Linked DNA regions of Homo sapiens: region 1 is linked to region 2. The links are chromatin loops, found by intact Hi-C in ENCODE. Cell type or tissue: Panc1. All regions are shown on one strand. Each heading gives the region's core, and the rest is flanking DNA. Links, peaks and the distances in the headings are about the cores only.

The links. A loop is a pair of places that touch in the nucleus more often than their neighbours do. Peaks named below come from ENCODE experiments on the same cell type or tissue, not always from the same donor. Only the 100,000 strongest peaks of a DNase experiment are listed, where the experiment ranks them.
Region 1: a loop joins it to region 2, with 2.4 times the contacts of the local background. A loop is called at or near these places in 9 of 110 quality-filtered maps.

What each region holds. Positions count from the first base shown.
Region 1 is chr5:1,162,379-1,177,230 of GRCh38, reverse strand. It overlaps LOC124900189, which reads left to right. Exons shown (of 8, transcript XM_047417960.1): 5 at 687-1,270; 6 at 1,543-2,102; 7 at 2,601-2,707; 8 at 3,753-4,135. It overlaps TERLR1 (TERT regulating lncRNA 1), which reads left to right. Exons shown (of 5, transcript NR_109911.1): 2 at 687-1,270; 3 at 1,543-2,102; 4 at 2,601-2,707; 5 at 3,753-4,135. Among named protein-coding and RNA genes, the nearest start is that of TERLR1, 8.8 kb to the left of the region's middle. RefSeq lists a cis regulatory region at 7,312 and enhancers at 7,228-7,397, 8,634-9,153, 9,154-9,675. In Panc1, for the core only: CTCF peaks have their summits at 8,948 (motif pointing left) and 9,358 (motif pointing right); DNase peaks (open chromatin) are centred at 8,920 and 9,410; H3K4me3 peaks cover 610 bases; H3K27ac peaks cover 453 bases.
Region 2 is chr5:1,235,936-1,250,787 of GRCh38, reverse strand. SLC6A18 (solute carrier family 6 member 18) reads right to left here. Exons shown (of 12, transcript NM_182632.3): 5 at 12,728-12,838; 6 at 11,226-11,338; 7 at 10,129-10,257; 8 at 7,925-8,081; 9 at 7,029-7,233; 10 at 6,415-6,574; 11 at 6,021-6,180; 12 at 4,599-4,940. The coding sequence ends at 4,710. Among named protein-coding and RNA genes, the nearest start is that of SLC6A18, 18 kb to the right of the region's middle. In Panc1, for the core only: no CTCF peak of the experiment used is centred there; no DNase peak of the experiment used is centred there.

The DNA.
Region 1 (14,852 bases), core at 7,862-10,361, 77 kb after region 2:
GATCCCCGCCGTGGGCAACCCCGGGGGCGGTGGGAGCCACGCTGTGGGTGGGCTGGAGGCCCTACTGGGTGTGCTACCGGAAGGGAGGTCCTGACTGTGAGTCCATGTTCCTGGCATGTTGAACAAAGAATTGAGCAAAACTCACAAAACGACAAATAACAGAGTAATGAAAGCGCAGATCCTTTGCAGTGAACATGCACTCCACAAGGGGGGACGGGACTCCAGCAAGTGCTCCGGAGCCCCCATTAGGGTTTGTATTGGGCTAAAAGAATTTGGTAACACCCCCAGGTGCCCTTTCCAGGTCTCTGATTGGCTGCATCCTATGAAGACTGGCCTGCGGCCAATCAGAGGCTGAGGTGGAGACTCCTGTCTTGTTTTCCCAGGAAGGAGGCTGCGGCCTGTGTGCCGCCCAATCCAGCCAGGAACCGGTGGCACCTGCTGCCCTCCGGCTTCTGCCTTAGCCCTCGGTGACCCCATTCCCTGTTCTCCTGCCTCAGGTGCAGGGCGATGGTTCTCAGTCAACGCTGGGGCCAGAGCCGGGGCTGGGGCCGCTCGTTCTGCACAGGTCCCGGGAGTGGCGGTGAGCAATGCTCTCGCTCTCAGCGACCCACGTGCAAAGCGCTCCCTGCGCCCCCGACCCCGCAGCTTTGGGCTCTGCTGACTTCAAGGCTTCATTCTTCCTCCAGGAGAACACAGCAGGTCCCTCCGACCGCAGTCGGCCTCTCCAGCCTGCCATGCCTCTGGCCATGAGGCGACCCGCTGGAGTGATGGATTCCCGTCACTACCACCCACAGGGCGAGGGGGTGCATTGGTCTGCTTGGGCCGCTGTAACAAAATGCCACAGCCTGGATGAGTGACTGACATTGCTTCCCCACCGTTCTGGAGGCTGGAGGCCCGAGATCGAGGTCCCTGACACTATTTCAGTGATGCCAGAGCCCAGGAGGAGTCGACCAAGCCCCAGCGTGGCCATAAGCACCTTCGCAGGACCACGGAGTCGCTGCAGGTGTTCAGCCCTGTTGAGAGTGGGAGTCGGTGTCGATGGTCACAGCTCAGTAACTCATCGTCACCAGCGAGTACCACAGAGCAGACACAACTGCACTTCTCTGTAGAGCCTCCAGTCGATACTGAGAGCCACTGGGGCGTCTGACACCCAAGGGTGCAGACATTCACTCCAAGTCCAGAGACCGCGCCCTTTCTAAGGCCCTGTCTCACAGTCGCCCCGTGCTCATTGTGCCGGATGTTTCCACAGCCACAGAGACGGTGCGTGAAGGTGGGTGATTCAGGGTGGGCACTCCAGGTACAGAACCCAGAGGTGCTTCCCGCCCCCCTACCAGGCCTTACCCCCGCCCCCTCCCTCAGCAGCAGCAGGGTTGGGCCAGGGCCTTCCTTGACATCCACCATGTATTCCAGTGATAGTTTAAGTAGATCCCACACTAAATGGCCCACTAAAGACACGATTTTGCCTCGGGAAATCTTTCTGAGTTTAGTCCACATGCTGATTTCATGTTCAGGGGGTGAATGTTAAAATCTCTACTTAACAAGGTGAGGTGCAGCCTAGTGCATATGACTGACAGAAACGTGAAGCCACAGTGGACGCCTGGATGAGACACAGATCACCTTCCAAATCTGAGTGTGGCCTTGGGACCAACCAGGCAGCCAGGGAGAAGGCAGAGACCAGAGGGAACCCAGGTGCCCTCAATCCCAGCCTCCTCTATCCCAGCCTCCCAATCCCAGCCTCCCCAATCCCAGCCTCCTAATCCCAGCCTCCTCCATCCCAGGACCCCCACTCCCAGCCTCCCGATCCCAGCTTCTCTGATCCCAGCCTCCCCTAAAACCCAGACTCTATGAATCCCAGCCTCTGAGGTGGGAACTGTTAGTAACCCCACTCCATGGACAAGAAAGCTGGGGCCTGGCGAGGCTAACAGACTATCCTGATGGTGTGAGGGAGGGATCGGCCTCTGAGGGCTGCTTCCACCCATCTCACCAGTGGCTGCAGGCTCCAGGCGCCACTTTCCTTGAGTCTATGTTCTTTCCAAGCATCCTGCAGCTCCAGAAGCTCTGGAGCCGCCAGCACTGAGAGAAGCGATGGAGCTGCATGCAGGGTGAGTGTAGGACCGGGCGGAGCTGCTCTGTGGCTGGCGGGCACATTCTTTGTCAACATGAGCATCTCTCACTGTTCCTAGACCCCCTGGCTCCCCAGCTTCCTTGGAGCCAGGCGTGGCCACAGGAAAATGTTTAGGTCAATGACAGGTGAGCAAAAGTGTGAATACAACCTCCAGGAGTTTTCTTAAAGGAAGGGACAGGCCCTTCCCCTCCTCATGTCTCCTTCTGGCTGCCTGGAAGGCACATGTGAGGGCTGGAGCCTGAGCAGCCACCTTGGGCCATCAGGAGGAAGCCTGTGCTGCAATGGTAACTCAGTGACTTGGCGAGACTCACAGAGCCTGCATTCCCGACACCTGGTGCCCTATACCAGCCCCGGGCATATTCTTAGTGTGGGAGAAAAATCAGCTTTGGTCTAGCTTAAGACTCTGGGTGGGGCACGGAATGGGATAGAATGGGGAGTCCGGTTCCCCCAGCTGAGCCAGGTGACCATTCCTCAGGAAACTTTGTTGACAGCGGTGTCTGGATGGACCAGCAGAGGGCACTCTCACCCACGGGGAAAATCGTGCGCCCGGCCTCGTCCACCGCCAGAAGACGCCGCTACACAGTGAGTCATTCCACAAATCCCTGCTCTCACGGGATCTCTGGAGATAAAGGCAGTTGAGAATCGACAAATAGGACTGTTTCTCCGTTTATGAAATTTGAGCTGCCCTTAGACTTCACGGCAGAGAATATAGAGACAGTAAACCCTGGGGTTGAAGATGGGACCACGAACCTGGGGCCACCTTCTAGGGACGGGTGCTTCGTGTGGGGCATCCCGGGGAGGGGGTGCCCTGGAGCCTGAGTCAGTGCCAGGCACCTTGAGTCTAACGCTCTCAGTGCAGTTGCCTCCTTTGAAAAATAAAAGGCTTGGACAAAATAAGCTCCAAAGTCTCGTTCCGGTTTGAAATTTTTAACAAGCAGAACGAGTTCCAGTGTCACCGAGGACCTTTTGGAAATGACTTTCAGCCTCTGCCTCAGTCTCGGCATCAGTCTGCTGGGGAGGGACTGGGGGTGCTTCAGGGAGAGGGCAGCCCCCCAGCAGAGGGAGGGGAAGCAGCCCAGGGACACCCCTTGGAGGGGCCTGAGGTGGGAGATGGCACCAGCAGTGCCCCAGTGCCCACGGTACCCCAGGGGCGGCTCAGCCCCACCTGCGTCCACGTGTGTCCCTGGGCACGGGTGGGACGAGGCCCCTCGGGCTGGGTGGGGCGCTCCCCTCCTGACAGTCTGAATTGCATCCTCAAGTACTCAGACCCAGCGATTTCTCCCCGCTGGGGACATGGGGCAGCAACACAGGCATCGCGCTGGGTTTTATACAAGACACTGACTGCATTCTGGTCGCCACCCGCCTCACGGTGGAAGATGATGTGGATATGCTTTCCCAGAGGTGCCTGCGGCCAGGGCCTGTGGAGCCTCCCTACCCTCTGTCCACACCAAGTCCACTGAGCAGCGATCAGCTGGCCTGGTCCTTGGTCAGGCCAGATGCAGGCCCCTTCACCATGGTGGGCACTCTCTGCCCACCAGGCACAGGAGCTCCCAGGGTCTCTGCAGTGCGGACCCTGACGACCATCCACCCCACACGGCCGTTTCTTTCTTTCTTTTATTTTTTTGAGATGGAGTCTCGCTCTGTCGACCAGGCTGGAGTGCAATGGTGCGATCTCGGCTCACTGCAATCTCTGCCTCCCGGTGAGAGGTGAAGCCAGCTGGACTTCCTGGGTCTAGTGGGGACTTGGAGAACTTTTCTGTCTAGCTAAAGATTTGTAAATGCACCAATCAGTGCTGTGTCTAGCTAAAGTTTGTAAACGTACCAATCAGCACTCTGTAAAAATGGGCCAATCAGCACTCTGTAAAATGGACCAATCAGCACTCTGTAAAATGGACCAGTCAGCAGGATGTGGGCGGGGTCAAATAAAGGAATAAAAAGCTGGTAGCCGAGCCGGCAGTGGCAAACCGTTTGGGTCCTTCTCGGTACCCTGGTGGCTTTGTTGTTTTGCTCTTTGCAATAGATCTTGTTGCCGCTTGCTCTTTGGGGCCTCACTGCCTTTATGAGCTATAACACTCCCCGCAGAGGTCTGCAGCTTCATTCTTGAAGCCAGCGAGACCACGAACCCACTGGGAGGAACCAACAACTCCAAACGCGCCACCTGTAAGAGCTGTAACACTCCCTGTGAAGGTCTGTGGCTTCACTCCTGAAGTCAGCGAGACCAGGAACCCACCGGAAGGAACTCCGGACACAAAGAACTGCAACACTCACCCGAGGGTCTGTGGCTTCATTCTTGAAGTCAGTGAGATTAAGAACCCACCGGAAGGAACCAGTTCCGGACGTGCCGAGTTCAAGCAATTGTCCTGCCTCAGTCTCCGGAGTAACTGGGATTACAGGTGCACGCTGCCATGCCCAGCTAATTTGTATTTTAGTAGAGTCGAGGTTTCACCGCGTTGCCCAGGCTGGTCTCGAATTCCTGAGCTTGGGCAACCCACTCACCTCGGCCTCCCAAAGTGCTAGGATTACAGGCGTGAGCCACCAGGCCGGGCCCGTATGGTGGTTTCTACTCCGGACTGACTCTCCCGGGTCTTGGTCACTCTGCAGAATCCTGGACCGGAAGGGGGCCTCGGCCAGGGGAGGGCTTGCGAGGAGCCCCGGACCTACTGGCCATTATAGGGTGACGGGAAGTTCCTTGCATCCCGGGATCCCATGGCACTTGGTCAGGGAAGCCTCCCCAGAGAGGCCCAACTCCCCAGATCCAGGTGGGGAATCAGGGTACCAGCCAGGCAGTGTTCCCACCCCAGCCATGCTGCTGGCTTCCGTCCCTGTGGTGGGGTCACCCAGGTGGCTCATGCCTCCACGCACAGCCTTGTGGACACCCCCACACCGCCCATAGTCAAGTCAGAGCTCACGAGCCCACAGGGCAGATACCCGCCACGAGGGGACGGTGGGCCAGGAGGGTCCTCTGTGGGCAGCGCCGTGTTCCTGATCTCCCCAGGCTGCTGGGGGATGGGGTGGGGCAGAGGAGGCCACCTTCCCATTTCCCACTTTGCTGGGTCTCCCTCTTTGCTGGACAGTGCTGGGGCAGGTTACACACCCATGACAGTGTGAGGACTGAGGGTGCGCGTCCTGGAGCCTTCAGGGCTTGGGTGGAGGGGGCAGCTTGTCCCCCTGAGGCCTGGGCCAGAGATCCCATTCTGAATGCGGAGAGCCAAGATTCTACCTGGATCCTGGCCTTGTGGGTCACTGTGACGGCCCAGAGCTGACTTTATGTGACAGTTTGTCCTGAGATTTAAAACTGAATATTTAGACTCGTGGGATCTGGGCATCCACTTCAACCAAGGATGGGGACAGGCAGCAGGGTGGAGGGTGGACGATGCAGGAAGATGCTGTAGGACCAAGAACAAGGGGGCTGTGAGGCAAAGGAGCAGCACGAGGAGCCGTGTGTGCCCACTGCCACTTGCAGCCTCATTTCTCAACCCGACTGTGATGACTGCCGCTTGCTGGAAAGATGCTCTGAAGACACAATGAACTGACAATGCGTCACCCCGACTCCTGCCTGAGCCACTCCATTCCTTAAAGACGGTACGTGACTCACGTCCTTGCTGTGTCCTGCACGAGATAAGGTCTGGCAGGGTTGGTAATTATGCCTCTGGGATCTGTAACCAGACATTCTCTGTAACCATTCTGTATAATCTGGACGTTCTCTGTAATCCAGATGTTCTGTGTAAACTGAAGTTCTCTGTAATTGGACTTTCTCTATAACCAGTTGTCCTCTGTAACCTTCTCTATAATCCAGATGTTCTTTGCAACCAGATATTCTCTCTAACCAGACATTCTGTATAATCCAGACATTCTCTGTAACCAGATGTTTTCTATAATCCAGATTTTTTTTTTTTTTTGAGACAGTTGCACTCTTTTTGCCCAGGCTGGAGTGCAATGGTGAGATCTTGGCTCCCTGCAACCTCCACCTCCCAGGTTCAAGCGATTCTCCTGCTTCAACCTCCCTAGTAGCTGAGATTACAGGCATGCACCACCATGCTTAGCTAATTTTGTATTTTTAGTAGAGACGGGGTTTCTTCATGTTGGTCAGACTGCTCTCAAACTCCTGACCTCAGGTGATCCGCCCACCTCGGCCTCCCAAAGTGCTGGGATGACAGACGTGAGCCACCGCACCCGGCCCTGGATGTTCTTTTTAATCCAGATATTCTCTGTAATCCAGACGTTCTCTACAACCAGACATTCTCTGTAATCGGACATTCAGTACAATCCAGGCTTTCTCCGTAACCAGACGTTCTCTATAATCCAGACGTTCTCTGTAACCCACACGCAGCTCCGTGTGACTCTGCTCTTCCGTGACTTCTGCGTCTATAATCCAGACGTTCTCTGTAACCCACGTGCAGCTCCGTGTGACCCTGCTCTTCCGTGACTTCTGCGTCTATAATCCAGACGTTCTCTGTAACCCACTGCAGCTCCGTGTGACTCTGCTCTTCCGTGACTTCTGCGTCTATAATCCAGACGTTCTCTGTAACCCACTGCAGCTCCGTGTGACTCTGCTCTTCCGTGACTTCTGCATCTATAATCCAGACGTTCTCTGTAACCCACTGCAGCTCCGTGTGACTCTGCTCTTCCGTGACTTCTGCGTCTATAATCCAGACGTTCTCTGTAACCCACTGCAGCTCCGTGTGACTCTGCTCTTCCGTGACTTCTGCGTCTATAATCCAGACGTTCTCTGTAACCCACTGCAGCTCCGTGTGACTCTGCTCTTCCGTGACTTCTGCGTCTATAATCCAGACGTTCTCTGTAACCCACTGCAGCTCCGTGTGACTCTGCTCTTCCGTGACTTCTGTGCACATTTCGAGCTGCATCACCAGAGCTGTGCCAGGAGCTGGGACTGTTCCGCAGCAGCCTGACCATGTGCCTCTGAAAGACCCCTCCCGGGCTGCAGTGCTCAGAAAAACTTCCAAATAAGATGAACTTCCCTTATTTAAAAGCTTGACTCCTTTTTTAGTGGACAGGGCTATGAGCTGAGGGACACGAGACGTCCAGGACAGGAGGGCCGGCCTTGTCTCAGGCCCTGCTCCCTCACCAAAGGCTCTGTGCTCTGTTCTCCTTCTGAGCCAGCTGTCCTGAAACGGAGGCCCTTTTGTGACCCGACTTGGTCTGTTGGCGGGGGACAGACACCAAGGCCATGTCTCACACCGGTCATGGCCAGCCCCCGGCCCTCCTTCCCTCCTCCCCTCCTTCCCTGCTGTAGCCTTTAGGGTTCAGACCCTGGCTGTCCTGTCCTCATTGGGGCTGATGCCCTGCCATGCCCCCCAGGAGCCCCCGTGCTCGGCAGGCTTGGGCTGGGAGGCGCAGTCTCCAGTCTCCAGCAGACACCACCTTACCCAGGTACATGGCACTTTCCTCATTAGGGTGACATTTTCCTCATCAGTGAGGCTCTCGCCTCCTGAGTTGCACCACCCCTGCGCCAGCGTGGTTGGTCTCCAGAGTCATACATGAGCATGGCGGGCTTGCCTCCAGGAACCAGAGGGTCCTCTGGGGGTTGGGGCACAAGGGGCCGCCCTGACCTCCCCAGACCCTAATGCGATTCCCACAGCTCTCGTCCACGAAGCACCAGGCCTCGGCCACGTTTCTAATCTCGTGATCCCTCCTGGAAATCCCAGACATGACAGATCCCAACGGGGTGATGCTTGCATCACTGAACCAACCCCAGGACACCGGAGAGCTGGCCGTGTGGGGAACCCGTGGATCCACCTGGGCCCTGGAGCTGGGGATGTTGGTAGTGTGCGGGGAGGCGGCAAGGCAAGACGGGCAGGAGGAGGCAGCTCTGTCCAGGGCCCAGGCGTCCCTCACGCCGTTTCCAGGCACCCGCAGACTTCAGGAGTCTTAGTCATCGTTGGGTGTTTGGGGCTCTCTAGTCCCAGTAGGTGCTGGGACTCTCAAACCTCACAGCTACCACCCTGGTGCTATCGTTACGGACGATCGCACTTTTGAGAAAATTGGGCACCGTTGCCAGAGCAGCAGTTAGGCCTCAAGCCAACTAGGCTCCAGAGCGCCTGCCGCCAACCATCATACCACAGGGCACGGTCTCGGATATTAAACGTCTGGTTGGATACAAATCAAGACCACAATTTCTCATTGCACTGGGAGCTTCGCCACGCACCATCTCTGGGCTGACGCAACAGCCTAAGGCCCTGGGTCCCTAGAAATAGATCCTGTGTGTTGTAAGTGGGCCGGCCTGGTGGTCAGGGCTGCACACGGGGCCTCTGGGCGGTGGCTGGGGGGTGGTCATTTCAGGAAGTTGTGCGGTGGGGTCCTGTGATGGGGCGTGTGTTGGGATCTTTATGACCTTGAGAATCATGGTTTTTGAGGGAGACCAAGGCCTCTGTGTCAGGGCCAGCCTGATGGGGGTTGGGGCAACTGAGCTCAACACCAACAAGCAGAAACAGGCAAGTTATCTCTTGCTCTATGCCTCAGTTTACTCATCTGTCCATCGTAGTAACACTTGTGTTTTTAAGGATTCTGCCAAAATAGCATCATGTATATGAAATGCTTGCAGGTTCCTAGAATGGACAGTGCTGAGCAGAGATGGCTGTTGTTCTATTTCAGCAACCGAATGCCAAAAATACGGAGGAGGCAGTGCGGCATGGAGGCGGATCTGCCTTACGAAATGGGCAGGGGCCCCACGCGTGGGAAAGGGCACAGGCATTTGGAAGAGTGTGGCACTTTTTCAGGAAATGCAACATCCTTCTACTCTGTGACCCAGCGGCTCCCCCTGGTGTTTACCAGAGAGAAATGGACGCAGACATCTGCCCACATGCAGGCACAGGAAGGTTCGTGGCCGCTGTGTTTCAATATTGTAATTGCGCCAAACTGGAGATGACACAGAGTCCAGGCTCAGGAGCGTGACTGGCAGCTGTGGCACATCTGTGCCATGGAGTGCTGCTCAGCACCAGGGGCAGGGGCTGTGGACGGAGCTGTGGACGCAATGTCAGGAGCACGGTGGGCGAGGAGACGGGAAGCCGGGGGCCCTGTCCTGTGGGGTTCTGGAGCAGGCAAAGCATGCCTGGGACAGAGATGGCCAGGCCAATATTACCCCTGGGCGAGGGCCAACAGCAAGGCCAGGACCGAGCTTTCTGGGGTGGTGTTGATGCAGGTGGACGCAGCTGTCTACACGGAGTCCACCTCCCCCACTGCCAGCATCTGTCCCGGAGGGCTCGGCTCACTGGCAGTTTGTCCGCAAGGTGGTGCTCAGTCACCATGCACAGGACATTTTTGACCGAAAGTTCTGTTTTTGCCATAAGTTGCACCCTGACCACACCTGCTTCTTCTGAAAGCACCTGGTACCCAGATGTGCCCATCCCCAGCTGCATTTCCTGAGTACGAAACTTGCAGGAATTTGTAGCAGGGAGGATGGGACTAAGATTATGTGTGTGTGGAGTGGGCAGGAGCTACCAAGAGCCCTGAAACCACTCAGGGTTTTGCTTGGCCATAAAGAGCCACGGAGCCTTCTAGGTTGAGGGAGGCCTTTGTGGAGAAAGGAAGCACCTGGATCAAGAAGGTTATTTCAGTGCTTGTCATCATCACCTTCTGGACCGTAAGTGGCAGGCACACATGTTGAAAATAACAACAGAAGACAGAGGCTACTTTGACTCAGATGTCTGGGCAGGCAGGGCTGGCCAGGAAGCTGGAGGCAGGACTGACCACGGCCTCTCTCTGCAAATCTGTGTCATTTATTTCCTGACGCTGGTAGCCTGGGGGTCCCTCTGCCTGAACACCTTCTGGCTCTTCTTTTTTTTTTTTTTTTTTTGAGACGGAGTCTCGCTCTGTCGCCCAGGCTGGAGTGCAGTGGCGCGATCTCAGCTCACTGCAAGCTCCGCCTCCCGGGTTCACGCCATTCTCCTGCCTCAGCCTCCCGAGTAGCTGGGACTACAGGCGCCCGCTACCACGCCCGGCTAATTTTTTGTATTTTTAGTAGAGACGGGGTTTCACCTTGTTAGCCAGGATGGTCTCGATCTCCTGACCTCGTGATCCGCCCGCCTCGGCCTCCCAAAGTGCTGGGATTACAGGCGTGAGCCACCGCGCCCGGCCCTGGCTCTTCTTAACTGCTCTGAACCCCTGGCATCAACCTGATGGGCAGGTGCTTCCCCCATGCTTCTTCTCCCTGCACTGCCCACCCCACGACTGACCTTCCCTGGGTTCCCTACACACCCCTTCAGTGCCTCTCACTTCCCTCCTGATGGCAGACGTCTCAGGACTGCTACCTTGGGAGGTTTCCCTTTGTGTCCCCAGCCACATAAGGTATCTCATTCTCTGCACATCCCCGTACCATGAATGGATGGATTGGTGGATGGGTAGATGGATGAATGGGTGGATGGATGAATAGATGGATAGGTGGGTAGATGGATGGGTGGATGGATGAGTAGATAGGTGGGTGGTTGGGTGGGTGGATGGATGGATGGATGGATGGATGGATAGATGGGTGGGTAGGTGGATAGATTTCTATCTGAAGAGTGGGTGGATGGATGGATGGATGGATGGACAGATGAGTGGGTGGATGGATGGATTTATGGGTGAATGGAATGATGGATAGATGGATGGATGGATAGATGGGTGGGTGGGTGGATAGGTGGATGGATGGATGGATGAATGGTGGGTGGATGGATGGATGGATGAATGGATGGATAGGTGGGTGAGTGGATGGGCAGATGGATGGATGGGTGGATGGATGGATGGATGGATAGATGGGTGGGTAAGTGGATAGATAGAAGGGTGGGTGAAAGGATGGGTGGGTGGGTGGATGGATGAATGGATAGATGAGTGGGTGGGTGAGTAGGTGGATAGATGGATGGATGGGTAGATGAGTGGGTGCAAGGATGGATAGATGGTTAGGTGGATGGATGGATGGATGGATAGATGGGTGGGTTGGTGGGTAGATAAAAGGGTGGGTGAAAGGATGGGTGGATGGAAGGATGGATGTATGATTGGATGGATGGATGGATGGATGGATGGATGGACAGATGAGTGGGTGGGTGAGTGGGTGGATGGATGGATGGATGGATGGACAGATGGGTGGGTGAGTGGGTGGATGGATGGATGGATAGATGGGTGGGTGGATGGATGGATGGATGGATGGATGGGGAGATGGGTGGGTGGATTACTGGATGGATGGGTTCATGAGTGAATGAAAGAATGAGTGAATGAATGAGTAGGTGATTTGTTCCTCAGGCCCTGGAGCTGGATCTACCCTACTGTCCCTGAGTGGCCTGTGTCCCATGCACCAGTCTCTGTGAACTATGCTCCACACAGAGGCAGGAGCCTGACTCCTGAGAGATATGGGTGTAACCTCTCAGGGCGTTACTCACTGGGACCACCCAGGAGCTCCTTGCAAAGGTAAAGGCTCCTGGTCTCCCAGTAGGCGCAGCCTCAGTCTCCAGGATGTGGCCTGGGGCCAGCATTTTTCCAGCTCTGGGCGGGGCCCTTTACATCCACCTCTACGCGCCCCCTTAGAAGGGGCTGGTCTTTCCACTCAGCTCTTTGTGTCCTTAGAGGCCAAAACACCTCCTTGCACCCTAGGGGGATGACCCTGCTCTGGTGCGCCAGGGCCCTTATTTTGTGTCCCGATAAGAGAGGGCTGAACCTGGTTTTTCTTCATCAGAAGGATGGTGCGGCCAGCCTGGGAGGAGGGGCTGCCTGGGTGGAGGCTTCTGCATGGCTGTTCAAAGTGCGGCTGTGCTGGCTGCCCAGTGCCTCCTGTCTCAAGGCACAACTCTCAGGTGGACGGAGGACAGAGGCCCTGGAAACCATGGGCCCGGCTTGTCCCCACCCTGGTGCTACAGCTTCAACTCATGGACAAGAGCTCCTGCCAGTCCCCGGGCCCGCAGAGTCTCAGCTTCCTTCCTCCTTGCTCAGTGTCTGCGCTTGTGTCTGGAAAGGGCGTGAAGCAGAGGTTGTGACATTGGCCCCAGACACTCCCTCCGAGAGCCCTGTGCCCTCCCTGACCTTCATGGGCCTCTCGTCTGGGAGACACAATGTTATCTGATTGAGGAGGACTCCCCACTCCGCATCACTGCCCTCCTCCCACAGAGACACAGGGTGTCCTGCAGGGAGAAAAAGGGCCCAGCCGACTGGCTCTGCACGAAAAGTACCCTCTGGAGACGGATTTATCCGTGTGCTGGCTGTTCATGCAGCTAGAACATGTGGTCTCTGAGGCCAGCACGGGGAGCGCAAGGGACACGGGGAGCTCAAGGGACACGGGGCCACACTCCCCCCAGCGCTGGTGGCTTCATTTCAGCAAATTAGGAGCAAAAGCTTCTCAGTCAATCAGGGTGGGCCCCTGGAGGAGGTGGTGGGGTCACAAAGGTGGAGCAGCTGGCTGTGTGTGTCGGTATTTCTGTGTGTGTGTCGGTGTGTGTGTCTCCATATCTGTGTGTCTGTGTATGTCTGTGTGTATCTGTGTCTATTTCTGTGTGTATCTGTGTGTGTCTCCATATTTGTGTGTCTCCATCTGTGTCTCTGTGTATCTGCATGTCTGTGTGTATTTCTGTGTATATCTCTGTGTGTGTTTATCTGTGTGCATCTGTGTCTATGTTTGTGTGTGCACAGATCCACACTGTGAGATGAGAGTCCAGGGTGCTATGTGTCTGGTCCTGGTGGCCCAAGGGGGGCACCTGATGTCCCTGTGGATGTGACTTCCCCGGGCCTGAGTCTGTCCCCCAGTCTTTCGGACTCCCATGACCCTCAAGTGAGCCCACACCATCCTTCCCACCCACTGCCGCTTACCAGGCTGAATCCTTGGTGGGCCACAGCCCCCACCACCCGCGTGCAGCAGTGCCCAGGCCACTCACGAGGGAGACAGAGCTCACGGGCATCTGCAACCCCCTGCACTTGAGGGTCACAGGCTCCTCCTTGGGAGGCACCTCAGCGGGGCTTGGGCCAGCGTACCCCGAGCGCCTCTCGCTGGAACAGGCTGAGGCAGCCTAGAAACCCAACCTCGATGGGGAGCCCGGGGCCCACAGGGCCGCAGGATCAGGTCGCAGTGCTGGGCCAGGCCATGGGTCAGATCGCCAAGTTTCCATGTTTGCAAGTTTCAAGTGGGGCAGGTCTCACCGTGGGGAGGGGCCCGTGGGCAAGGACTGGCCCAGTGACCTTTTGGCATCAGGCAGGGCTGCAGGCCAGGAAGGCAGGCCAGGCCCACCATGGGGGTTTCTGAGCACCCTGACCCTGGGGGTACCCCAAGACTGATCTTTCAGCCCAAATCCAGGAGACCCATCTGGGATGTCACCCCTGACCCCACAGCACTGGGCACAGCTGCTCAATGAGCCAAGGTAAGAACCAGGACCATGTGCCCCTGATTGGCTACTGGAACTGGGCCGTGGACCCCACGACTGTGGTTCAGTGTCCCCATACCCCTGCCACGGCCCAGGGGAGACCACCACCCTGACCAGACCACCTTGCCTGCTCCACAGAAAAACGCGTCCAGAAATGTTACGGTTCCCTCAACCCTCAGCCCGTGACCGGCCCCCACACCTGGCTAGCCAGACCCTTGTATCGCACCTAAACTGAGCGCTGCAGGGGCCGGCCCTGGAGATGGCTCAGACCTCTGCCCCCAGGAAGTCCCCAAGGGGCAGGAGCACAGCCACCCTCCCAGTGGGGAGCCCCAGAGCTTACTGCAGAGCACAGGAGTGGGAATGGGAGGTTATAGAGACACTCTGAGGCCACCGAGAGCCCCTCCAGCACTCAAGGCCTTCCTGGCGCCCAGCCCAGCACCAAGCTGACAGCTCCAGCCGCTCACCGGCTTGCTGGGCCTAAATTCCCCTCCTCTTCTTCCTAGCAAGGTGACCGACGGCTGTGGCCCTTGGTTTGCTCCTCTATAAAATGGGGACAGCCATGGCCTCTCCCCCAGTGCTGCCATGGGAAGAAAAGAAGTTCTTACAATAAGCCCTTAGCTGCCTCCTGACAGGTGGCAAACACACCCCTTGTGCTGAGCTCATTGTTAAAGAAAGAAAGAAACAGATATCAAAAAGAAAAGAGTCTAGTGACAGGAGGGAATGTTTCGGAGGGAAGAAAAATCATTGAATCCGGCCAGTCAAAAGCCAAGTTTCTTCCTCAAGAAAAGCAGAAGTTGCCTTCGTTGGCATCCTCACTAGGCTGGGGCAGGCGCCAGCTCTCAGCCCCTGTCCCTGAACAGAACCTGCTGCCAGGTGGAGGCTGCACCCAAAAGCCAGGCCCCTGAACGTCTGGATGTTACGTTTCCGCTCTGTTCAGAGTCCCCTAGAGCCCAAATTCTACCCTAGGCCCAACCCTGTGCACATCACCCACCCTTTGCACGTCACCCACCCTGCAAAATCCCAAGGGCAGCCGCACCTTAGACACGGATTCCTTAGTCTGAGAGAGGACACACCCACCCCCCACCCCCAGGGCCTCGAAGGGCATCCTCAGATGCAGGAGGCACATGACAAATGCAGGGGTGACTAGGGGAGGGTGGCTTGGTTTCTGCTGCCCGGGAGCTTCCTCTCATCCTGTTCCAGTGGGTGGCCGCGTGGCCAGTGCTGGGTCAGCTGCCTGTCCCGTCACGGGACCCCTCGGGGTCACGGTGGCCTCAGGAGGACTGGCCGTAGGAACATGGCGAGGACACATCCTCGGGCCACGGGCAGCTGGCTTTGCTGACGTGGGGTGGGCGGCTGGCCGGCCACCAACCAGTGAGTGGGCAGGGGTCTCGGCC
Region 2 (14,852 bases), core at 4,518-7,017:
TCAAGCAGCTTCCTTCCACAGACAAGCGTGTATGGAGCGAGTGAGTTCAAAGCAGAAAGGGAGGAGAAGCAGGCAAGGGTGGAGGCTGTGGGTGACACCAGCCAGGACCCCTGAAAGGGAGTGGTTGTTTTCCTGCCTCAGCCCCACGCTCCTGCCGGTCCTGCACCTGCTGTAACCGTCGATGTTGGTGCCAGGTGCCCACCTGGGAAGGATGCTGTGCAGGGGGCTTGCCAAACTTTGGTGGGTTTCAGAAGCCCCAGGCACTTGTGGCAGGCACAATTACAGCCCCTCCCCAAAGATGCCCACGTCCTTCTCCTGGAACCTGTGAATGTGTCACCCGCAAGGCAGAGGCTGGTGGAGGCTGCAGGTGGAATCACGGCTGCCAGTCAGCCGATCTTAAGGTCATCCTGGATTATCTGGTGGGCCTGATATGGCCACAAGGGTCCCTAGAAGTGAGAGAGGGAGGCAGGGGAGAGTCAGAGAGGGGACGTGAGAAGGACCACTGGCCACTGCTGGCTTTGAGATGGAGGAGGGGGTCCCCAGCCAAGGAATGGGGGCAGCCGCTCCATGCTGGAAAAGCAAGCAATCCTCCCCGGTCCTGAGGGCACACGGCCCTGCCCACGCCTCGATTTCAGGCCAGTGGGACCTGTTTCAGCTTTCCGGCCTCCAGAGCTGTAAGATGATGCGTTTGTGTTCAGCCACTAAGCTGCAGTGATTCGTCACAGCAGCAAATGGAATAGCAGTACAGGGAAATGAATACAGGGACAGTTCTCAGAGTGACTCTCAGCCCACCCCTGGGGATCCTGTGGGACAGCTCAGGTGGAGTTGCTGCCGAGAGGGAGAAAGGAACAGAGACAGTGGGGCTGCCAGCCTCCCTGCGTGCTGGTCACCTGGGGTCATGATGAAATGTGTGTGCTGGGGCAGCAGGGCTCCTGTGCCCATCCAGCTCCAATGGCCGAGGCCGCTGGCGGAGTCCTCACACTGACGGGCAAGGGATGGAGCCTCTTCACCCTGGATCCAGCTTTGACCAGGGCCCCCGGCGAGTGCAGGTCACCCAGGTTTGTGGAGCCTGGTGTTGGGCACTCCGCTGTGGCCTGCAGGAGGGTCGGACAGGTCTCCAAGGTGCCATCTGGATGCACAGGTTCCATGGTCCCATTTCTGCGGCCCCAGAGAGCGAGCATCACGACAGGCCTGGGCCTCACCTCAGCCTCATGCAGGCATGAAAGAACCGAGTCTTGCCGGAGGGGGCCTGGCTGGCTTTCTCCTCTGACACAGCACGAAGCCCCGGGCTCGCCACCTGGAGTGGTAAGTCCCCAGCCCCCAGTGTGGACGGGAGACTCATGCTCCCTGGCCGTGGCAGCGGGGTCCTCTCTGTCAGGTCCAGGCCCACCCTTGCTGGAAGGGGCTGCTTCCCTTGGAGCTGGGTGGGTGAGTCCTGGGGCAGCTCCAGTGCTGACTGCGCCCTCCATGACCTCCCGCCTCACTTCTCCTTCTGCACTTATGTCCTTCACGCATTCTCCCCTGGTTCTTGGTGACCTCAGACTCTCCCCTGAGGATGAGCCCCATCAGGCTTTTGAAAACTGGGCCCTGAACCTCGTTTTCCCATCAAGTGCTCCCTGACTCCTCTGTGCCTGGCAAAGCAGCCTTGGGGTCACCCTCTGCCAGGAACCCGCTCACGGGACAGCCTGTCCTCATGTGACCACCATGGTCATGGGAGCTGTGTCCATCTCTGGGGCCGGCTGGCCTCATTTGCAGCCGGCTTTATTTCCAGTTCAACACGGTGGCCCCTGGAAGGGGAGAGCCCCTGTGGAGCTACAGATCCTCTATTCCAGCCACTTCTGGTCAGGTGATAGGAGCATTTTGTTCCTGTCCCGACACTGGCCAGTCTGAGACACCCGCCCCTGGAATGTTTTTCCCAAGGGTGAGGGACAAGTTGAAGGTGTTGAGCATGGGGCGTGGCCACGCAGGGTCAGTCCCTCCAGTTCTGCTCTCGCCGCCTGGCCCTTGTCTCCCCCTCCCTCGATGGTGCACGGGTACCTCCACAGCCCATGAGGCCTCAGCCCCTGTCCCTGAACAACCTTGGCAATGTGATGGGACAGACCACCTCTGCCTCCCTTTGTGGCGTCCGTCTGTCCACCTGTCATCACCTATTGGGCCACCTCTGTCCCTCCTCCTTTCTACCCACTTTTATCCATGGCTGCATCAGGCACATGGGTGGTGTGGCATTTTCTGGAGGGCTGAGCGTCCACTGTGTCCTCTGTCCCAGCCCCCCACCCCTTCCCTTTTCGTCAGCTGGACAAGGACTCTGAAGCTTCAGGGTGGGGCTATAGATGCTGCTTCTAGCTCCCCCCATACAGAGTGTTGGGCAGAGCCCCAGCCCTCGTTAGGATGTGCTACACCCAAAAGTCTGATCCAGGGTGGGAGCAGGGGGCACCTGCTCACATCCTAGTTATTTTCTAAGTATGGTATTGACGCAAAATGTAACCTCGGATAAGTCTGAGTGGCTTGTCAGCACCCCTGCTGCCAACAGCTGCCTGTTTTTCTCGTCCGGGTCAACGACAGGACTTGCAGGCCCTATGGTGAGTTGGGGAAGGTGTCCCAAGAGCTGCCTTTGGGGACACACGCCCTTGGCAGTGTTTGCTTCTGAGCAGGTTACTCTACCTTTTGCGTCTGTGAGTTGGTGACACCATGGAACGCAGCTGTTGCTTTGGCTTCTGGAGGCTTTCCTTTGGGGAACCACCCCTCCCTCCACTCCACCCTCCAGGCTCTGTGAGTGGGTGACACCATGGAACGCAGCTGTTGCTTTGGCTGCTGGAGGCTTTCCTTTGGGGAAGCACCCCTCCCTCCACCCCACCCTCCAGGCTCTGCAATCACTTTTCCCTGCAATTTCGTGTCTAGACTCTGAAGGGGGAGCATCTCACCCAGATCATGAACCAAAAGGATTTTGGAATGGTCACAGAGACGCCCTACTTAAAAAAGCTGAACAGTGTGGGGAGAGAGTCCCATGGATCCTGTGAACTCCTGGGTCCAGTAGGGCCTGAAGCCCACCCTGAACTTGGCCAGTTCTGAGAGCTGGTGAAGGCCATTTGGTTTGAGTTTGTTTGTGTCAGTTACAATGGAAGAGGCTGGCTATTAGGCCCAAGGCATGGAGTTGTGGCAAGATTGTGAGGCTGAACTGGGGGATGCCAGACTGTCCTCTGCAGCAGCCTTATCTCACAGTGGACTGACTCGCTTTGTGACATGTTCATCCTCAAGTCCCCCTGCCTTACCACCGGTGTGGGGGGCATCACAACTGCAGGACGGAGGGACGAAGTGCAGCACCCCTCTGCTGTGGGCTTGGGACACGCTTAGGTGGGCAGCTTCCCCTGCCGTGGGCTCGGGACACTCTTAGGTGGGCAGCTTCCCCTGCCGTGGGCTCAGGACACGCTTAGGTGGGCAGCTCCCCCCCTGCCGTGGGCTCGGGACACGCTTAGGTGGGCAGCTTCCCCTGCCGTGGGCTCAGGACACGTTTAGGTGGGCAGCTTCCCCCACTGTGGGCTCAGGATGCGCTTGGGTGGGGTGCACTGGCGTTAACTGCATGTTTAGCACTCAGCTTATCTGCAGGTGGGTAGCGGTGCACGTGCTTTTGTTTACTCTGGGCTGGCCTTGGTCAAGGACGGGTTCCCAACAAGAATGCGTGTAATGGACGCTTGGCACCGCGGCCGCGCCTTGATGCTGGGATTTTTCAGCACCACGGACAGTGCTGCCTGGCCAGGCGCCCTTTTCCAAAGCGGGAGCAGGTGCCTTGGGTCTTCACAGGGCCCCTCCCGGCGGCAGGAAGCCAGGACCTGCGGGGCCTCCCTCCGTGTGGCGAGTCAGAGACCTGATCCCTGGCTCCGTGGTGCTGTTGCAGGGGAAGGAGGAGAGGGAAAAGGATGGGGAGGAAAGAGGGAGGAGGAGGGCGGAGGGAACAGAGGGAGAGGGAGGAGGGAAGCACGCGCGTGGCGCCTGGAGCCGGGGTACTCTGGAGCAGGGCGGGCTGGACGGGGGCTGCACAGTGCGCTTGGCGCCCGGGGCGCGGGTGACTGCCCCACGTGAGCGAGCTCCTGCCTGTCGCCCCTCTGCCCCGGGACAGCAGGAGCCTTTTGGTACCTCCTTAATACAGTTTGACAGTTTGGGAAAATAAAAGTGGCAACCTACAGTGTTTCTCAGAAATTTCAGGAAGGGTCAGCCAGACCGCAGACTCCAGACCCCAGGCCCCCGCTCCCAGGCGGGAGGAAGCATCTGTCCTGGGTACCCCTGCCGCCTGCGAGCTGTAGGGGGACAGCCCGCCTGGGACCTGGAGCCGGGGTGCAGGCGGCCCCCTGAGCCACCCGGGCGGCCGCTCTTCCCCAGAGACCAGCCAGGCTAGGTTCAGAGTCTGTGAGACCGGGAGCCCCGCACCTGCGAAGATCCCTGAGCCAGCCCGGCCAAGCGCAGGGACCTCAGCCGCTGCAGGACGCCCAGGCCGCGGGCTCAGCAGGGATGCCGGGGCCCTGCGAGACCTCCCTAGGGGCGGGCCCCAAGCAGCAGCGCTGCCCGGGCGTCAGGAAAGCAGTAACCACACGTACACAGCGGCATCAAGGTTGAGTCGCTGGTGTATTGGGGTCGGCCCTGTGGGCGGGGCCCCGCCCACCATCAGGCCAAGCCCCCCCACAGACCCGCCCATGCAGGCCCCGCTCCGGCCGGCTTCAGCGCATGTCCGTGTCCGGGCGCATGTCCGTGTCTGGGCGCGTGTCCGTGTCCGGGCGCATGTCCGTGTCTGGGCGCGCGTCCCTGTCCCTCCACGTCCGCCTCCGCCGGGTGAGCAGCTGAGCAAGCGCGGCCACCGGGACCCACAGCACGGGCAGCAAGGACAGCAGCACACAGGCGGCGCGCGCCCAGCCCGGGTAGAGCTTCTCCTGACGCGAGGGGAACAGCTCCTGCGGGACCACAGCCTCATTAGCTGGCGCCGGCCACCCTGGGCCGTGAGGCTGACCCCCGTGCTCCTCAATCCAAGGGGCAAGAGCCACCTGCCCACCCGGACTTGGATGGGAATGGAAAAGGCACGGCCAGAGCAGTGGCCAGGCCGTGTGGCCGCTCACCACCGCCCCTCCGGGCCAGGAGTTTGGGGACCTGGGCTGAGCTTCTCCTGGGGCTGGGGCCTCCCCGAGGTAGGCCTAGGTGTTGTGTTCTGGAACCAGAGGGGCTACATGGCCTCAACCCATTGGGCGTCGTTGGAGGCCGTGTCCCCAGCTTTCTCCCCTATACACTGGGTGGCACCACCCACCCGGCTGCAGGTACCGTGGAAATTCTTCAAAAATACATGGTCACTCCTCCTTCACCTGCCCTTGGTGTTCTGCTACGGAGGGACTTTCCAAGACACATTTGGAGAGGAGTGGCGTCCACATTCCCGAGAAGGGGTGGCATGGTGAGGTTTTGAGCGGCCACCAGTGGGGACTCAGATGGTATGTCAGGGGCTGGCGCTGCTTGGAGCCCCTGAGGCGTTTTCGGAGTGTGGCTGGCACTCTGATCTCTCCTCGGGAGGCTTTTGTGTGGAAACGGCCTCCAGCCAAACTGACCCACTGGGTGGCAGTAGGGGTCTGTGCACAACCTCTCTTGTCACAGACCAGGAATGGGCCGTTGTCCGGCTGCCCGTCCCCATGCCACATGGGCAGGACACAGGCAGGGAGGATGAAGCCACATCCCCAAGGAGGAGCTCCAGGGCCCTGTGGGGTCCCTGGGCTCTGGGCACTGCTCAGGTCCTCACTCCACTGACCAGGCGCTTGCCCATGGTCACCCCCATGCCATTTCTGATCCCAGCGGGCACTCGGGCGCTGCACAAAGCCCATCCTGTTCACATCCCTGGCTTCCCAGTTTGCCAGGCAGAAGTGACCACGCCACCTTGTCACTAGCACGTGAATGTGCACCGCATGGGTCGTCGGGCACCGGATGGCACCGTAGGGGCCAGACCAAGCCCGAGGGGTCCCAGGACTTCCCAGGTTCCCACCGGAAGGACCTACGTATTTGGGGTTCCAGGCCTTGTATCTCAGTGGCTTCCAGAACAGGAGGATGATGTAAGCCACAAAGATGGTCAGCAGCAGGGGACTGACCACCCTCCAGGTCAGCCGCCAGTAGGGGCTGGGCCGCCTCCCGGTCATCCACGCAATGTCATCGCAGAACCTGCACCAGATGCTGGGCTCAGGCTTCACATGGTCTGTGGAAGGTCCACCCACTCCAAGCCGAGGATCGGACCCTAACTGGGGTCCAACCTGCACCCTCTGGTGCCTCGGCAGCTCCCCAGGGCAGAACATTCTCGGCGGTCTGGGCAGCTGCGGGTTGAACCTGTGCCCGGCAGCCATTCCCTGTCCCACCCTGGTGGGTCCCAGAGGAGCACTCGGCGGGGCGGCAGCTCACCGTTTCATTCCATAAACATAAACGACACCCACAACCTCGAGAAAGGCCAACATGAGCAGGTTCGGGGAAGCGGCAAAATTGTCGAAAATCTCCAGCCAGTAGTTCCCAGACTGCAGCGTGAAGCAGGTGGCGGAGAGGAAGCAGACCAGGCAGACCAGCCCTGGGGCAGTGGGAAAGGGGTGTGGGGGGTAAGGGGATGGGGAGTGGAGGTGTGGGGAGGGTCAGGAGGAAGCCAGCCAGGCAGACCTGCCCTCGGACAGCGGGGAGGGCCAGGGCACCTGGGCTGGAGACTTCTCTCGGCTTCCCACCCTCCATCCCTGCCCTCCCCAGTCTCTTTCCTGTATTGTGCTCAAGGAGCAGGAAGGACCTGCTTTCCTGCTCCAGATGGGGGATGTGGCCTCCGGGGCCGTGGGGGAGGGGCAGCCCTGACCCTCCCTCGACCCTCGGCTCTCCGTTGATGGCTGTCAGCAAGGAGTAGCCTGGCTCAGCCTTTCCCTGAACTCAGGCTTGGCCCCTTGCGCTCTCCATCCAGGAGGGGCGTCTGGACAGCGGGCGGGAGTGGACAGTCAGATGCTGGGGACGGGTCCTCCAGGGCGGCGGAGCTGTGCGCTCACCAGTCAGGGCCTCCTTGGGGACCCATCTAGGCAGGACCCCCACGTCCAGCAGGGGTGTGATGACCGCCTCCACGGTCCCGAACATGGTCGATAGCCCCAAGGTGAACAGCATCCCGAAGAAGAGCATGGCCCACACAGGAGCCCCCGGCATGTGGAGGTCGGTCTCCGTGAAGACGACGAAGGCCAGGCCCGGGCCCGAGGCACTCTGCAATACACGGAGCCCCGGGCTTCAGGCCACGCACACACACACTCCACCACACACACACGCCTGCCTGCAGGACACACACTCTCCCAGGCCGAGGACACGAGTGCACATCACCCCTCCTGGTGTCGGGCTGAGGTGGCTCAGGGCTGGCCATGCCTTCTGGGAGACGAGGCTGCAAGCGCAACTCTGCAGGGGAGGGTCCTTCCCCTTTAATAACCCACAGCAGGCAGCTGGGCCTAGAAACCAGCGCCTTTTATGCCTAGAGTCAGGCACCCTGAGATGCATCCCACACCTGCCTCCTGGCTGTGCCCCCCTGCCTGGTGCCCCTAGGTCCAGGCATACACTGGCCCTGAGTGTGGCTTGACCCCAGCCATGCCCTGGCACTGTGACCCTCATGCTGGCCACCCCCTCTCCTGGGGTCTGGGCACCAGCAATGCCCACTCTCTCGGGTCAGCCCAACCCCCAAGACTGCTGGGTGCAGCGTCTGCTGGACACAGCTGCCCCCAGGACTTCGGGCTTTCCAGGAGGCCTGGCAACCTGAGACAAAGATAGACTGGGGTTCTTGGTTCACAGGCCCTGGCCCTGGGTCTGTGGGAATTGTTTGCAGCCTTTGGCAGTGGGACACAGCCAGTGCGGCCCTGGTGCTCCTGTGGACGGCCCTGCCTGGCTACCCCAGGGGGTGTGCAGGTACCTTATCCAGAAAGTCTTCCAGGAGGCAGGCCTTCAGGGGGAGCTGGGCCACCCTCTTGGGCCAGGTGGCGTTCAGGTGCATGAGGACGGCTGGGTAGTCGTCCCTGGAGATGCTCTGCTCTGGGAAGTCAAAGTCGTTGATGAGGCTGAGGATGTTTCTGCGGGGACAGAGAGGACTGTGGGCTCATGGCCCTGGTTCCCAAACACATCCAGAGAAACCCTTGGTTGGTGCTGCGAAGCACAGCATCCCTGGGAGGGCTGGGCCCCTCCTGCCCCTGTTGGGATCGTGTGGGCCCCTCCTGCCCCTGTTGGGATCGTGTGGACGCCTCCTGCCCCTGTTGGGATCGTGTGGACGCCTCCTGCCCCTGTTGGGATCGTGTGGACGCCTCCTGCCCCTGTTGGGATCGTGTGGACGCCTCCTGCCCCTGTTGGGATCGTGTGGACGCCTCCTGCCCCTGTTGGGATCGTGTGGACGCCTCCTGCCCCTGTTGGGATCGTGTGGACGCCTCCTGCCCCTGTTGGGATCGTGTGGACGTCTGTGCTGTGACAGGGCGGCACTGGTAGGGGCATGGTTTACTCCATGCACACTGCCGGGTGAGGGGAGAAGCTGTTCTCTACCCCCCTGGGTTTGGAAGGGGAGCACTCCCCCATGGGTGCAAAGGGGGTGGGGGTGGTGGCAGCTTCCTCACTTCGAAGGTGGGTCCTGATTCGCCCTGTGGGGCCGCCCTGCAGACAAGGACCTGGGCTTCTGAAGGTTTGCTGGGAGGACTTCAGCCCACCCGCCCACCCTTCTGTCTCCACTGCCAAAGGCTCCTTCTGTCCTCAGGGCTTAAGGTTCAAGCACAGACAGCCAAGGGCGGGACACATGGATACCAGCAAACACCTTTTTGGGGCTCCAGCTATTCCTAGAACAATCCTGAAGAGAGAGACCTCGCTCCCCTCACTTCTAGCCCCATGTGGCACACGAGGCCAGCTTGGGCTGCACGGCGCAGGGCGTTGTGCGCACGGCTGGTCCTTATCCGCCTGCTCATTGAGATGTGCTTGTAACCCCGTCAATATTTGCGCACTTTTACAGTTACTTGCGACATTCAGAGTGAGCAGAAATCAGAGTTGCCCGCCATGCACGTCCCCGGCTGGGGCTGAACAAAGCCCAGCTCTGCCTTCTTGACCCGGCTCATCCTGTAAATCCTATAAATCACCGTCCTCCCTGACCCGGCTCATCCTGTAAAACACTGTCCCTTCTGTGGCCTGTGAGTGCCATGTTTTCCACTTTTGTGTGCGTTTTCTTGGTGACGTCCCCGTTGAAAAGTGCCATCAGGTGCAGTGCTGACGTGCTGCCCTGCTCCCAAGCACAGGAGGCTGGGGTTGGAACACTCAGGGCTGGTCACTCTCTGGGTGGGGCCGTCCTGGACACTGTAGGGTGCTGCGAGGTATCCTCGGCCTCCACCCACTGGATGCCAGGCACACCCCTCACACAAGTGTGGCCAATCAAAAATGTCTCCATATACTGCCAGATGTACCCTGGTGGGGTCAGAGTCACCCCATGTTGCAGGGACGTGCTGTCTGCCCAGTGGGTTCTCAAGGACCCACCTGAAGGTAGTTCACAAGCAAGTTGGGTGCTCTAAGAGGGCCGTGGGTCTGACGAGGCAGCTGCCTGTGCAGGGGACAACCTAACTGCATCAGGTCCTGGGACCACCGCAGCAAACGACCAGCAATGGTGCCTCAAAACCACGGGAAATCATCCTCTCCCGTTCCGGAGTACTGTGACATCTGAAATCCCAGTGTGGCCAGGCCGCGCCCCTCCTGAGCCTGCACGGGAGACTCCTCCCGCCTCTTCCAGCTTCTGCACCTTCAGGCATCCCTGGGCTGTGGCCACAAGCGCTGCGACCTCTGCCTGTCTTCACGTGGCCTCCTCCTCTGTGTCTGTCTCCTCTTCTTATAAGGACTGTGGTTATTGGATTTAGGGCCTACCCTACTCCAGAGAGACCGATCCTACTTAATTACATCTGCAAAGACCCTTTTCCAACCAGGTCACATTCTGAAGTTTTGGGTGGAAGTGACCTTCTGGGGACACCATTCACTCCACACCCCTACAGAAATGAAATGTGCCCACGCCACCCTTCCTCATGCCTTGGGATTCTCGGTGCGGCAGGCACCTGTCTGGCGGCTGTGCCCCACAGAGCCAGGCGCGGCACCTGTGCTCACCTGTCCAGGCAGTGCTCGTAGTCATTAGTTGCTTTGAACCCCAGGACAGAGAAGACAGCGATGGACGCGTACAGGGAGGTCATCCTGTTGACCAGGGCGATGACCACCGCATCCTTCTGGCAGTCATTCCTGGGCACAAACGCACGCTCATCACAGGCTTTGCAGGAGGTAACTGGGCCTCATCCAGGGGAGGAAGTGAGGAGGGGGCTTCCCTCCTTGACCCTCTCTCCCGCCTGGGATGCCCCTTCTCTGACCCAAGGGCTGCTGCTGCCAGTCCTGGAGTCTCAGAATGGCCTCAGATCCCCCCAACAGTCTACTCCAGCAGCCCCAGCTCAAGGCTGCTAAGGGTCTGAAACCCATTCACACCCCCACCAAGGCCTTTAGGCCCACAGGGAGCTGAGAGGCAGGGCATTCATAGAGGATCTGAAATGTACATGTTTTGGAAAATCATCTCCAAAGGAGAAACGCACACAAGTGCAGCTCCAGTGTGAGTTCAAGGAAGTAAGGTGTCGATCACAAACATTTAAAGCTTCCCTGGCGTCCCAGCTGGCACTTCCTTCCCTAAAGGCCGCCAGCGGGCAGAGCTGCCCAGGGACCAACCTGCCTCTCCCATCTCATGCAAACTGCCTGCCTCCGAAGGGGGCAGAAATACTGGCAGCCACGGGAAATAAGGCTTGTTTCAGGTTCATCACAGTGCACTGGGCTATGCACTTTATGATCCGTGGAATTGCACTTTGTAGGGATCTGTGCATATTAAGATATCATAAAAGCAGCACCTGCTCATGTCGGCACCAACGGGCCTTGAGTCTATTTCAGGTGACCATTGAGGCTTTTATGGCCCCACGTGTCATGTGCATTTTGATTGGTATCGTGCCCAGTTACACCCTGGTTCCTGGGTGTGATTATCCAGGCTGTCTTCCTGCAGCCAGCTCCGGACGTGCTGGGAGCTGCCGTGAGGGCCCAGACTGTGGCGTGAGGTTCTTATCTCAGGTTCACACAAGGCCACCCTTGGATCCACAGTGTGATCCTGAGATCAGGAAGTGCTCGGGCGTCTCCCCAAAGCTTCCCTGGCTGGACAGCTGAGCCCGACTGCCTACCTGGGCGAGTTGTAACTTGCAAAAGCGATGTGTCCTCCGAAGGCCAGGGACAGAGAGAAGAATATCTGGGTGGCTGCGTCCAGCCACACCCGGGGGTTCTGGAGAATGTGCATCTGGAATGAGTCAGGGAGAGCGTCTCACTCAGCAGGCAAACCACATGAGCTGGTGGCCCTGACTGTTCCAGAACGTTCCCAAGGTGGCTTTGGGGACACTCGTGAGCAAGTGTGACCTGTACAGACACCAGGAACAGGGTAGGACCACGCAGGTGTGCAGGTGTGGAGTGGCAGCTCTGTACACGGCAAATGCCAGGCCCCTGTCCGGGATGTGGCCGAATGAGCCGGTGGCTGTCAGGCGCACATGAGAACGTAGCTGGCAGGTTTTTTGGGGCTGGAGATGGGTTTGAGCAGCTCCTGCATGGGCATGTTTACTGTGCCCTCTCTAACCGGGCGGTTCTGGGTGATTTGAAGCCCCGAGGGCAGGGATGCCATGCACGGAGCCTGGCTTTTCTGCTTCTGGGGCCTGGGAAGGTGTCCTCTGTCTTTTGCTAGGACTCCGGGCAGACATGCCCATACCCAGGTGCCCACTCCCACACCAGCCCCTGGAAACTGCCTCGGGATGCTGGGCAGGGAGTGCCGCGATCTGGGATAGTACAGAATGCTCTAGAAGCCGTGCAGGCTCCTGGAGCAGGCGCTGGCTCCTGTGGCTTCCCAATGGGGTGCATGCAGCTGGACAAGGCCCTTGGTGGAGTCGGGCCCAGAGCAGGGACATCCAGTCCCCAGCCAGCCTCTCCCAGAACCCTGTCCCTCCTCCCCTGACCCCTCACATCCATGTCCACTTGGTGTCCCACAGGTGCCAAAGTCCACCTGCCCCAGACCGAAGTCCTCCTCCAGGCCCACTCCAAACCTGACCTCTTTCCTGAGTCCTCCAGGCTCACTCCAAACCTGACCTCTTTCCTGAGGCCCCTGGCTCACTCCAAACCTGACCTCTTTCCTGAGGCCCCAAGCTCACTCCAAACCTGACCTCTTTCCTGAGGCCCCTGGCTCACTCCAAACCTGATGTCTTTCCTGAGTCCTCCAGGCCCACTCCAAACCTGACCTCTTTCCTGAGGCCCCAAGCTCACTCCAAACCTGACCTCTTTCCTGAGGCCCCAGGCCCACTCCAAACCTGACCTCTTTCCTGAGGCCCCAGGCCCACTCCAAACCTGACCTCTTTCCTGAGGCCCCAGGCTCACTCCAAACCTGATGTCTTTCCTGAGTCCTCCAGGCCCACTCCAAACCTGACCTCTTTCCTGAGGCCCCAGGCTCACTCCAAACCTGACCTCTTTCCTAAGGCCCCCCTCCCGCCACGCCATCCTGGGCCAACCTCACCCCTGACCACCAGGCAGCCCAGCTGCTGGAGTGGCTCCTGGCCTCTCACGCTCCCAGGTGAGGGAGGGAGCTGCTGGCCACAGCCCTGAAATGTGTGTGCTGGAGGCCCTGAACTTTGATCCAAGACCCACTTACGTTGGGAGTGAACAAGTAGATGAGTCCTTTTGTTGCCCCTGGCAGGGTCAGCCCTCTGATGAGAAAGATGGTCAGGACCAGGTAAGGGAACAAAGCTGTGAAGTAAATCACCTTGAAACAAAAGGTGGAGTCATGAGACTTGAAATGGCCTCTGGTCTGTCCACAAGCCTCAGAGAAGCAGGCAGGCTCCAGACACCGCCCTTGTGGTCAGAGTGGCTGCCTCTGGTATGGGATTGACCAGGACGGATGGGGGTGCACCTTGGGGGATGGTGGGGTGCAGGCTCAGGGCAAGCTCGGAGGGTTTGGGGCTCACCAGAGACAGTCACATGCACATTCGTTTACATGTTTGTGCCCCATGGAGCACTGGCTGTCTGGGAGACTCAGGCCTCCTTTGAGCAAAGGGGCTGGGCCCTGAAGAGGGGTCTGGGCCAAACTCCCTCCCTGGCCTCCCTCTCCCAAGCCACCCACCTCCACTTGCCTCTCTCCTGGTCACCCTCGTTTCTGACCATATCCTTTCCCTGCTTTGGTCCCCTCTCCGGCCTCCCTCCTGTCCACTCTCGAGTTCTCAGCCCTTCTGTGTGGCCAGAGTCTTCTTCCTCCCACCTCGATGCCCCCACCTGGCTGCACCTACCCTGTACCCCTTCTGCCCACATAGAGCTGTTTCCCACTTCTCATCAGCTGTAGACAAGGGTCTACACACTAGACATCCACATGGAAGAGCATAAATGGACACTCCTCTCTCACTCCTCTCCTCAGTTCCCCCAATACAGACTGACTGCAGAATCACCTGGGATGCATTTTTTTTTTTTTTTTTTTTTTTGAGACAGAGTCTTGCTCTCTTGCCCAGGCTGGAGTGCAATGGCCCAATCTCGGCTCACTGCAACCTCTGCTTCCGGGTTCAAGCAATTCTTCTGCCTCAGCCTCGCAAGTAGTTGGGATTACAGGCTCCCAACACCACGGCTGGCTAATTTTTTTTTTTTTTTATTTTTAGTAGACACGGGGTGTCACTATGTTGGCGAGGCTGGTCTTGAACTCCTGACTTCATGTGATCCACCTACCTTAGCCTCCCAAAGTGCTGGGATTACAGGCATGAGCCACTGTGCCCAGCTTGGGATGCATTTTTAAGGGCCTTTATAATAGGATTATTTGGAATTTCTGGCTGGCTGCTTTGTCTAATTCAGTAATTCCAGTCCTCTCAAGCATGAAGACCCCCACCCTCCATGTAAGAGGAATGACAACCTCAGCACACTGAGACACTGCACAGGGCATGGGGCACTGGCGTCCTGAGACACTGCACAGGACATGGGGCACTGGCGTCCTGAGACACTGCACAGCGCATGGGGCACTGGGGTCCTGTGTCTGTGGCCCATGGGTCAGGAGGCACGGTCCAGGGTGCATGGACTGAGCACCGTCATTTGAAAAGAATCCACACATGTGTGATACCAGACTGGAGATGATAGCACACACTAGAGAATACAGGGTAAGAACTCTTCTTGCTTGAGGGGTCCAGGCAAGCAGGAGGCTCAGGTTCTACTGGTCCTTTCTGCTGCTCCCAATGGAAACCACATGGTTGAACATCAATACAGTTTTTCTCATTATTTAAGCCTCTTTGAAAGATAATCGCTTGTTTAAAACTAAACTGATAACAATGCATTTGCTGTTTATATAACATGTTATAAGCAAAATGTATGACAACAATAGCGCAAAGCCTGGGAAGGGAAATGGGATAAAATGCAATGAGATTCTTAAATGACCATAGAATGCCCCAAGATCACTTAATGATAGACCATGACAGGCTAGAGATGTAGACTGTAACCTCTAAAGCAGTTACTAGAATAACAAGAGAGAGTTAAAGCTAAACCAACCAAGGAGATAGAGCGGGATCCTGAAAAATACCTAGAGAAAGAGAGAAACAAGAATAAAAAAAAACAGATGGGGCACATGGAAACACATCTGAGGACAGAGCTAAACCCAACCATATCAATAATCACATTAAATGTAAATGCTCTAAACACCCCAAATAAAAGGCAGAGATTGTCAGATTGGTTAAAACAGCCAGATCCAATTGTATGCTGTCTACAAGAAAAACACTTTCAACATAAAGATACAAAAAGTTTAAAAGAAA